2 separate regions of the Homo sapiens genome follow, and region 2 is linked to region 1. The links are chromatin contacts, found by Hi-C or POLR2A ChIA-PET in ENCODE. All regions are on one chromosome and are shown on one strand. Each heading gives the region's core, a stretch centred on a gene start or an enhancer-like site at or near the end of the contact. The rest is flanking DNA. Distances are from core to core; before and after follow the strand shown.

Evidence for each region. A loop is a pair of places that touch in the nucleus more often than their neighbours do. ChIA-PET counts read pairs that join two places held with the same protein, here RNA polymerase II (POLR2A). Pooled maps may share reads with other maps.
Region 2: a map of CD14-positive monocyte shows a loop between it and region 1 (2.3-fold over the local background). The contact joins two enhancer-like sites. A Hi-C loop is called at or near these places in 2 of 168 maps with a recorded cell type or tissue (CD14-positive monocyte and sciatic nerve) and 1 of 50 pooled maps. POLR2A ChIA-PET finds 5 or more read pairs at or near these places in 4 of 52 experiments (A549, AG04450, H1 and 1 more).

Annotation. Positions count from the first base shown.
Region 1 is chr1:230,456,365-230,460,738 of GRCh38, forward strand. No RefSeq gene overlaps it. Among named protein-coding and RNA genes, the nearest start is that of PGBD5, 32 kb to the left of the region's middle. Within about 2 kb of position 2,312, at least 2 of the 41 ENCODE cell types and tissues checked have a DNase peak (open chromatin) inside an H3K27ac peak, as active enhancers do; they include CD14-positive monocyte, where a contact is called at or near this core.
Region 2 is chr1:230,505,661-230,510,034 of GRCh38, forward strand. No RefSeq gene overlaps it. Among named protein-coding and RNA genes, the nearest start is that of PGBD5, 82 kb to the left of the region's middle. Within about 2 kb of position 2,596, at least 3 of the 41 ENCODE cell types and tissues checked have a DNase peak (open chromatin) inside an H3K27ac peak, as active enhancers do; they include CD14-positive monocyte, where a contact is called at or near this core.

The DNA of each region.
Region 1 (4,374 bases), core at 1,062-3,561:
ATGCAAGTTAGCTCCGGATACCTTGGTATTATCAAGCAACCCAAGTTCCATTCTGTAATTTCCCAAGCAAGCCTTTGCTTCCTTGCAGCCAGCTGCTCTTATGCTGATTCTGCCCATTGCAATGTGCAACGTATTTTCCTACTTTCTCTAATAAATCTGCCTTTCTTTACCTACAACTGTCTTGGTAAATTCTTTTACTCCTGCACCACTAGCCCAGATGGTCACTGCTCACCCGCGACACCATCCTCAGGTTCTCAGACGAGGGTTTTGAAGTCCTCAGACCTGGCTGCCAGCCACACGCGCCTAGAGTCCTCTTCTATCATCGTGCTTCCTGCAGGAGAGAAGAACTTGTTCTCATGGCCTGACTTAGAGCTGGCATCTGCTAACCTGGCTGTGTCATGCTGTCTCTTGGGGAAATGAGTTGAGGGAGCCACAGCAAAGATCTAACAACCACTCAGAATCCCTGGAACAAACTCAGCTGTGACTACGGAGCGACAGAGTTCATTATACAGGTCAATAATGCAAAATCAACCAATAATTATGTTTGTTCTGTACAATAATGAAATGAGAGCACCGAACAAATTCATAACCTTTAGCAGGCATTTACTTTGAGGCTCAAAATGACAGTTTTTAAAAGGTTTTGTCAGCGAGTAGCTCCTATAATTCACTGCTTTAACAATAAAAAGATAGATCTGAAGTTTAGGGAATAGATTTCAGAACTGACTTTTAACTTTGCCATTATCTAAATTGATTCCATTTGACCTAGTTTTGCTTTGCTTCAAGGTCAAAAGCACTTGTGGTCTTATAGACTGAATTTTTCAATATTTAAAGAACACGCTCAGAAAATTGCCAGTGGGCATAAAATATGGCCAAAACCTTGAATTAGTTGGAGCAGAGCAATCAGACTGGTGCCTTGTCTTTTATTTTTAATACCAAGACAGATAATTAATATTTATGGGACACCTATTTTGTGCTAGATACTAAGAAGCTGAGCATATTATATACCTTATCTTACTTAATCCTGACAAAAATTCTATTTGGTAAGCATGATATTCCTCATATGACATATGAGGAGACAGAGGCTATGACATCTCCTAGCTAGAAAATAGGATTCCAGGCCTGGCGCCGTGGCTCATGCCTGTAATCCCAGGACTTTGGGAGGCCAAGGTGGGTCGAGGTCAGGAGTTCAAGACCAGCCTGGCCAAGATGGTGAAACCCTGTCTCTACAAAAAATGCAAAAATTAGCTGGGTGCGGTGGCAGGCACCTATAATCCCAGCTACTCAGCAGGCTGAGGCAGGAGAATCGCTTGAACCCAGGCAGCAGAGGTTGCAGTGAGCCGAGTTTGCACCCCTGGGCGACAGAGTGAGACTCTGTCTCAAAAAAAAAAAAAGAAAAAAGGAAAATAGGATTTATTTTATTAGAGCTACCCAAGAGAAAAGAAACACTTCTCTAACTTTATCTGGCTAATATTTAGAAAACAGATTTTTTTTTTTTTTTTTTTTGAGACGGAGTCTCACTCCGTTGCCCAGGCTGGAGTGCAGTAGCATGATCTTGGCTCACTGCAAGCTCTGCCTCCCTGGTTCAAGCGATTCTCCTGCCTCAGCCTCCTGAGTAGCTGGGATTACAGGTGCACGTCACCACACCTGGCTAATTTTTGTATTTTTAGTAGAGATGGGGTTTCATCATGTTGGTCAGGCTGGTCTCGAACTCCTGACCTTGTGATCTGCCCTCTTCGGCCTCCCAAAGTGTTGGGATTACAGGCGTGAGCCACCGTGCCCAGCCTCAGAAAACAGATGTTTTAAAAATTGAGCTATAATCGATACATAATAAGATGCAAGTGTCTTGAGTGGCCCATTTGATAAGTTTCAGCATTGTTTACACTTCTGTAACTGCTTCCCCAAAACAAGATAAAGAGCACCTCCCTAACCCCAGGAAGCTCCCCACAGCCCTGCCAGTCAATGTCCAAGCACCCTGGGTGACCACTGCTCAGGTTTCTGTCACCATCGGTTAGCTTTTGCTGTTCTTTGAAGTCACATAAAATGTAATAATATAGTATGTACATCTTTGTATCTGGCTTACTTCACACAGCATAAGCTCTTGAGATTCATACATACTGCTTTTTGTATCAGTAGTTTGTTCTTTTATTGCTGAGTGCTATTCCATTTAAGGAATATACTGGCATTATTTACCCATTCTCCTGTTGATAGACATTTGGGTTGTTCCCAGTTTTTGCTATGTGAAAGAAAAACAGAAACTATGCCAAAGGGAAAGTTGAGCTTGGGAACTGAGTCACCAATACTGTCTTCCCTTTGTTCCCAAGCAGATAGCTGTAATTTCACAACCTATGTCATACTCTCACTTCCTCTAGTCCTTCTCTTCACTTGTTTACTTTATCTTACAAAAAAACATAGATTTACTGAGCGTGGAGGATGCATAATTGACTTTTCCCTCTATTTCCTCTTTTCACATGTAAAATGTAGATTCACTGAGGTTCATCAGAGCATCACAAGAATGTAACCATCTGCCTCATGGCCTGCCTCACTCCTTTTTCTCCTTCTCTTGCTTGCTCATTCCCCTTTAAATACCGAATTTCCAAAACCTCCTTTGGGAAAAAGCGTAAGTCACAGATGCTCCTACAATTTGTACTTTTTTCCCCAGGCATTTCTTCAACTTTGGCTAAATAAACCTCTAATCAACCGAGCCCTGACTCAGTCACATTTTGGTTAACAGCTACTAGGAATGAGGATAACATGAACACTTGTACAGGACTTTTATTCGACACGTTTTCATTTCTTTTAGGTAAATACTTAGGAGTGGAATTGCTGGGTCATAGGACAGATGCTGGTTTAACTTCTTAAAGAACTCCTAACACATCTCCAGATTATTGTACTGTTTTTGTTAAATATTAAGGCTCATTCAACAAATATTTATCAGGCAGCTATCATTTCCCAGACACTGCTACAAGTGTAAGCAGTAAGAAAAACAGAACAAAAATCTCTGCTGTAGGGGACAGCTACTTGGGGAAGATTCAATAAACAAATAAGCAAGTTAAATACAGAATGTCAAGTGGTGATAAGTGCTAAGGAGAAAAATGAAGTCCAAGGAGGGGAAGAAGCATCTGGCATGTGCTTTTTGCATGATTAACATTAGCTATTATCTTTTTTTAAAAAAAAAAAAAAAGAAGAAGAAGAAGAAACTGGATCTTGCTTCTTTTGTTACCCTGAAGTCAGATCATTGGATTTCACAATGGGGAAATGGTGACCTCAGCAAGAAGAGTTTTAGAGTTTTAGTGAATCACACGACCTCTTAATTGGTTTCGAGTCATTCTTGGCAGCTGACGCAAAAAATGGGCTGTAAACGATCATAGGTGAGTGTAGAGCTTTGGAGTCAGACAGTCTGGGCTCAAATTGTGACTTGGTCACTTACAGAGTGCCGTTGGGCAAGATATTACCTGCTCTCAGTCTCAATTTTGTTATTTTCAAATAAAGATAATGATAAGAATCCTAACCTCCTAGGGTTATAAAGTCAAAGGAAGATAATGTTTGTAAATTGCTTGGCACAAAGCCTAATAAACACTCATTTAACATTAGTTGTCATTATTTTAAAAAAGAGAGACTTGGGTTTGGTTTCTTATGTGACCTAATTGAGTACTTGATCCTCATAGCCTACATTTGACACAAGATGTCTGAGTATTCTCTGAAATATATATCTCATGGTCGCACCTGGCTTTGAGTTGCTGCAAGACCCTTTTGAGATCAATCATGTTTTATTTCCTGTGAGTTCTTTCTTTCTCTCCTCTGTTCTGACCCAGATGTGGAATTCACCTCTCTTTCCTTGATTTTCACCCAAAATCTTTATTTCACACAAAGCCATTGGGCAACCGATGAGGAAGATGAAGAATGGTTCAGTGTATGTGATAGCACCCAAAAGATCTTGAAACGCTTGCAAACACCATGAAATTGGGCATTTCCCACCATAGCCCACTCCTTCTGATACCATGCCATACTGCTCAGCCATCCTGTTTTTTTCTCCCTCTTTCTCTCCTCCCCTCTATTCTCAGCATTCCCCCATGCCAAAATCTATCTTTATTTCTCCAAAGGGCAGTTTAACTGTCTCATGTGTTTTCTTGTTTTCTGAAACTTCTGGTCTCAGAGTCCAACCTCTACCACCAAGCGTCTTGTTAAGAAAGACAATTTCTTCTCCTAGATAAGTTTTCATACCAGTTGTAACTTAGTCAACAACATATGGCACATGATAGCTCTTTCATCTTGGTTGTCCTCATGTGTGAGATGAGATGCATAATTTTGGTCAGAAATTGGCATTTCCTTATTATCTGTCCGAGGTTCCAAGCTTTCTCAGAACAGGTCATGTCT
Region 2 (4,374 bases), core at 1,346-3,845, 50 kb after region 1:
AGTATTTCTCTGTGCTCCACTTCTTTCCTACCCTTCACCCGCCTGGGTCATGCCTCCATCCTTTCAGAGCACCGCAAGATAGTGCAGGATCCACTGTGGTGTGGAAGTGGGTCTAGCACCAGAATTGACCAGAGTCAGAGAAGTAATGAAAAGAAAAAGGACAGAGAGGCAGAGCTAGAACTTTGCGATGAAGCCATAAATGAGCTTGTTTTCGTTTCAACATGTTAGTATGGCTACTTTAATTCATCTGATATCAAATGCTCAACTGAGAATGCTTTCTAACTTTAATTTTCTGAGCCTCAATTTCTTCATTAATAAACTAGGGATAAAGCATCAATCTTGAATTAGCTATGTAGTGATAATTAAATAAGAGAATGGACTCAGAAATATTTTGTAAGCTATAACTCATTATGTGGCCAGGCGCAGTGGCTCGCACCTGTAATCCCAGCACTTTGGGAGGCTGAGGCTGGGGTGATTACTTGAGTCCAGGAGTTTGAGACCAGCCTGGCTAACATGGTGAAACCCCCATCTCTACTAAAAAATAGAAAAATTAGCCAGGCGTGGTGGCATGCGCCTGTAGTCCCAGCTACTTGGGAGGCTGAGGCAAGAGAATCACTTGAATCCGGGAGGTAGAGGCTACAATGAGCTGAGATTGCACCACTGTAATCCAGCCTGGGTAACAGAGCAAGACTCCTGTTTCAAAAACAAAACAAACAAAACAAAACAAAAAACTACAACTCATTATGTAAGTACAAATAATAAGTGTTATTCTATAAAGACCTCACTACTCTTGATCTTGAGAAAAACTTGGGGTGAATAAGAGAAAAACCACCTTCATATTATGAATTAACTGGTTATTTAAAATGAATTGAACTCTTTTCTCCTCCTTCTCTTCCTCATTCTTTTTTCCCCACGATTCATCCAGAAAACTAAACTTTATAATCGTATTATCTACATTGCTTTGTATTACAGCCCAGTTGTTTTCCAGCTGTTTCACATGGATGAAATAAGACAGTACATATGAGAAGCCTCCAAACTGTAAAAGGCTGTACACATTAAGGCAGAATTTTAGTGGCCCTGTGCATTGACTCCCAGGAATTAGGAAAAAGCCATTTTAAGGGCAGTGTGGCATCACCCAGGTGTGAGAGGTTGACTTAGGACTCAAGGTCAGTGTCGATCTTTTTGGCCATGGAAATGGAGAGCAAGCCCTGAAATTGTTGGGGGCAGAGTAATCCAGCGCCTGTGCTTGGTGCTCTGAGTTTATGGGAGGGGTATTTATTCACCAGTGGCCTAACAGATTGAGTCTATAGTCCTGCTGACAACTTGAAGGTCTTCAGATGGCTGGGGACTGACCTCACCTGTGGGGCCTTTCCACTTTACCACTCTGGGTGCCAGACACTGTCTGCCAGGCCATGGAGCAGATGGTAAGGGCTGCGAGGAAACAGGATGTGGGCCTGTTACAGGGGTGAGCGTGGAGATTTTGCAGCTCACGTAGGAAGTCCAGACCTGCAAATCCAAGAGGCCAAGTGGGGAAGTAAGGAGGGTGGAGTAGTCACTTCATTCCTTCAAGACCCGAGAGGCAAAATTCTACCCAAGAATCAAAAAGGAGCTTTGACCTTTCTGCACAAGCAGAAATGATGGAATTCAATTCCAGGAAGAGATGAGTATGTGGGTGGATGGCCACTGCCACTCAGGATGGTAGTTGCAAAGTTGTAGCCAATCTGAGTTCACTGCTTCAGCAGCCCCTGCAGACGTGATGAGAAGTGTAGTGGTCAGAGACAGAAGAGATGTGGGGATGAAGCGAACCTTTGGTATTCATCTGTCATAGGCTGATCTGGGAACAGAAAGGAAGTAGCATGCAAAGGCAGTCCATGGTGCCATGATAGGTGGCACAAAGGGCTTAGGGCCACAGTTGGGGATAATGTTCAGGGAATTAATGCACCATGGGTTTTTTAATGTAGGTTTTATTATTATTATTTAGATATAGTAAGGCCAACAGATCAGGAAATATCTACTATTGAAAAGAGTTTGTCTGTCATAGATCCAAGAAGAGAGAGCATTCTGTGCTGTACAGGACCACGGGGGGAAGCACTGGGCTTGATCAGGAGGCAGAGGGATGTGAGAGCCTGTGGGCAGGAGCTTTATTGTGGTTTCTATAGGAAGGAACTGGCAGGGCAGGGCAAACAAGCTTAGGCTTGGCTGGTTTGAATAATTTCAGTGTGCTCTGGGGCATGGAGAGGCAGGTGGATAGTGGCCAGACCATGACAGCTCATAGGGGAGATGGTGGCAGTGGGGGCTCTGGATGGGTTGGTTTGCATATAGAAGGCACTGGTCCTTTACTCTCTGTAGGAATTGGTTAACCTGGGAGGAGCAGTCTCTCCAGGGTCCACAAGGTCCTAAGATGTCAAAGAATCGGAATAAAGAAAATAAAAGACATGGTTTCTACAATGAGACTGCAGAATTCTGTTTAGGGGCGGTAAGGGGAAATCCTGGAGAAAGTTGGCAGAGAGGAAACGACAGAAGGAGTGTGTCCAGAGTGAAGTCATGGCTCAGCCACACACTGTGTCAACCTCCCTTGCCACGAGGCCGGCCCCTCCCATGAGGCCTGTGCGCCCTCTCTGCCAGCCACGTTCAGCACAGCCAGCTGTGATTTATCCAGAATTGCTGTTTAGATGCAGAGTGGGTGGAGGCAGGACATTTTCATGCAGCCATTTGATTAAATGACCACTACAGAATACAAACACATTTTTTTGTTGTTGTTAGTAAGATTTCAAACTCATGCGAAGGCATATGTTGTGTGGGTTTTGTCATTTTGTGTATAAGTGAATCATCAGTGGCTTCAATAGTTTCTTAATTTTTTAAAACTAGAATCAGAATATAATTTATGGAATTTTATAGTTAGAAGTACCCTAAACCTTACATCATCCAAGCCTGTCTTTTTACATATGAAGAAGCTAAGGCTCAGAGAGATGTATAGCGCTGTTAACAGAAAAACCAAAATCTGTAAAATGTTTTATTCTGAGCCAATAAGAGTGACCACAGCCCAGTGAAAACACAATCTCAAGAAGCCTTGAGTAAGTGGTCCTGTGGTGGTCAGATTAAAGTTTGGTTTTGTACATTTTAGGGAGGCAGAAGTTACAGGCAGTCATAAATCTAAACATGGAGGTTGGCCAGGCACAGTGGCTCATGGCTGTAATCCCAGCACTTTGGTAGGCTGAGGTGGGTGGATCACCTGTGGTCAGGAGTTCAAGACCAGCCTGGCCAACATGGTGAAATCCCATCTTTAATAAAAATACAAAAATTAGCTGGGCATGGTGGCAGGCACTTGTAATCTCAGCTACTCACTCGGAAGGCCGAGACATGAGAATTGCTTGAATTCCAGAGGCGGAGGTTGCAAATGACCCCAGATCACGCAATGGCACTCCAGCCTGGGTGACAGAGACTTCATTTAAAAAAAAAAATTAGGAAAAGATACCATATTTGTAAAAGATAGATAGATCGGACCATCTGAAATTGGGAGCTGTCATTTTTTTGGTTGCCAAGGAGCCAACGCCTCTTGTTATTTGGGAGCATCCTCTGTTATGCATGCCTCAGTGGGAAGCAGAGCTCTGCTTTTGCACCATGAAAGCTGTTCTGACACCAATTCTGGGATATCAGGTGGGTGTCCAGCAATTCAGTTCAATTCTGATGCTCACCACCCAGGGTCTGTGCATACCCCACAGGTTTAAGGGATCAGTTCTCCGTAAGATTGTCCTTGTTACCAAACACCAGCAGTTCAGTCTAGGCCCTTTGCTCACTGCACAGAAAGCCAATCCCTGAGACAAGTTTTGCTGGGGAAGAAGCCTTTATTCGGGTGATGTCAGCTGCCTCCTCTGCCTCCAACTAAAATGAGGGGTTAATATAGCTGGGAAGGGAAAGAGTAAGGAAAGGAAGAGGAGTTGGTCAGCAGGAAGCAGATGGTGGGTTAGGCAGTCGTGAGGGGTCTGGTGTCTCCCTGTCTGGATGTGGTGATTCAGTAAGTTTCACTTCCCTGATACCATCTGGGAGGCCAGAAGGAACTCAGACACACAAATGTAACTTTCAGGCTGAACCCTGGAAGGGTCAATTTCTATGTTTACTCAAAAAAAACCCCATAAACATCTGTTCTATGGGGAAATTGGGCCGGTTTCATCCTCACTTCAGATGCCAGCCACACATCTCAGGGGCTGCCTGCATGTCTGACTCACTGGCTACAAATTCGGGCCACAACCCCTGAGGTTCAAGAGCTGACTAAAATGACTCACAGAACTCACTGACAGTGCTGTATTTAGGATTACAGTTTTATTACAAAGGATAGAAACAGACAGATGAGGAGACACACAGGACAAGGTCCAG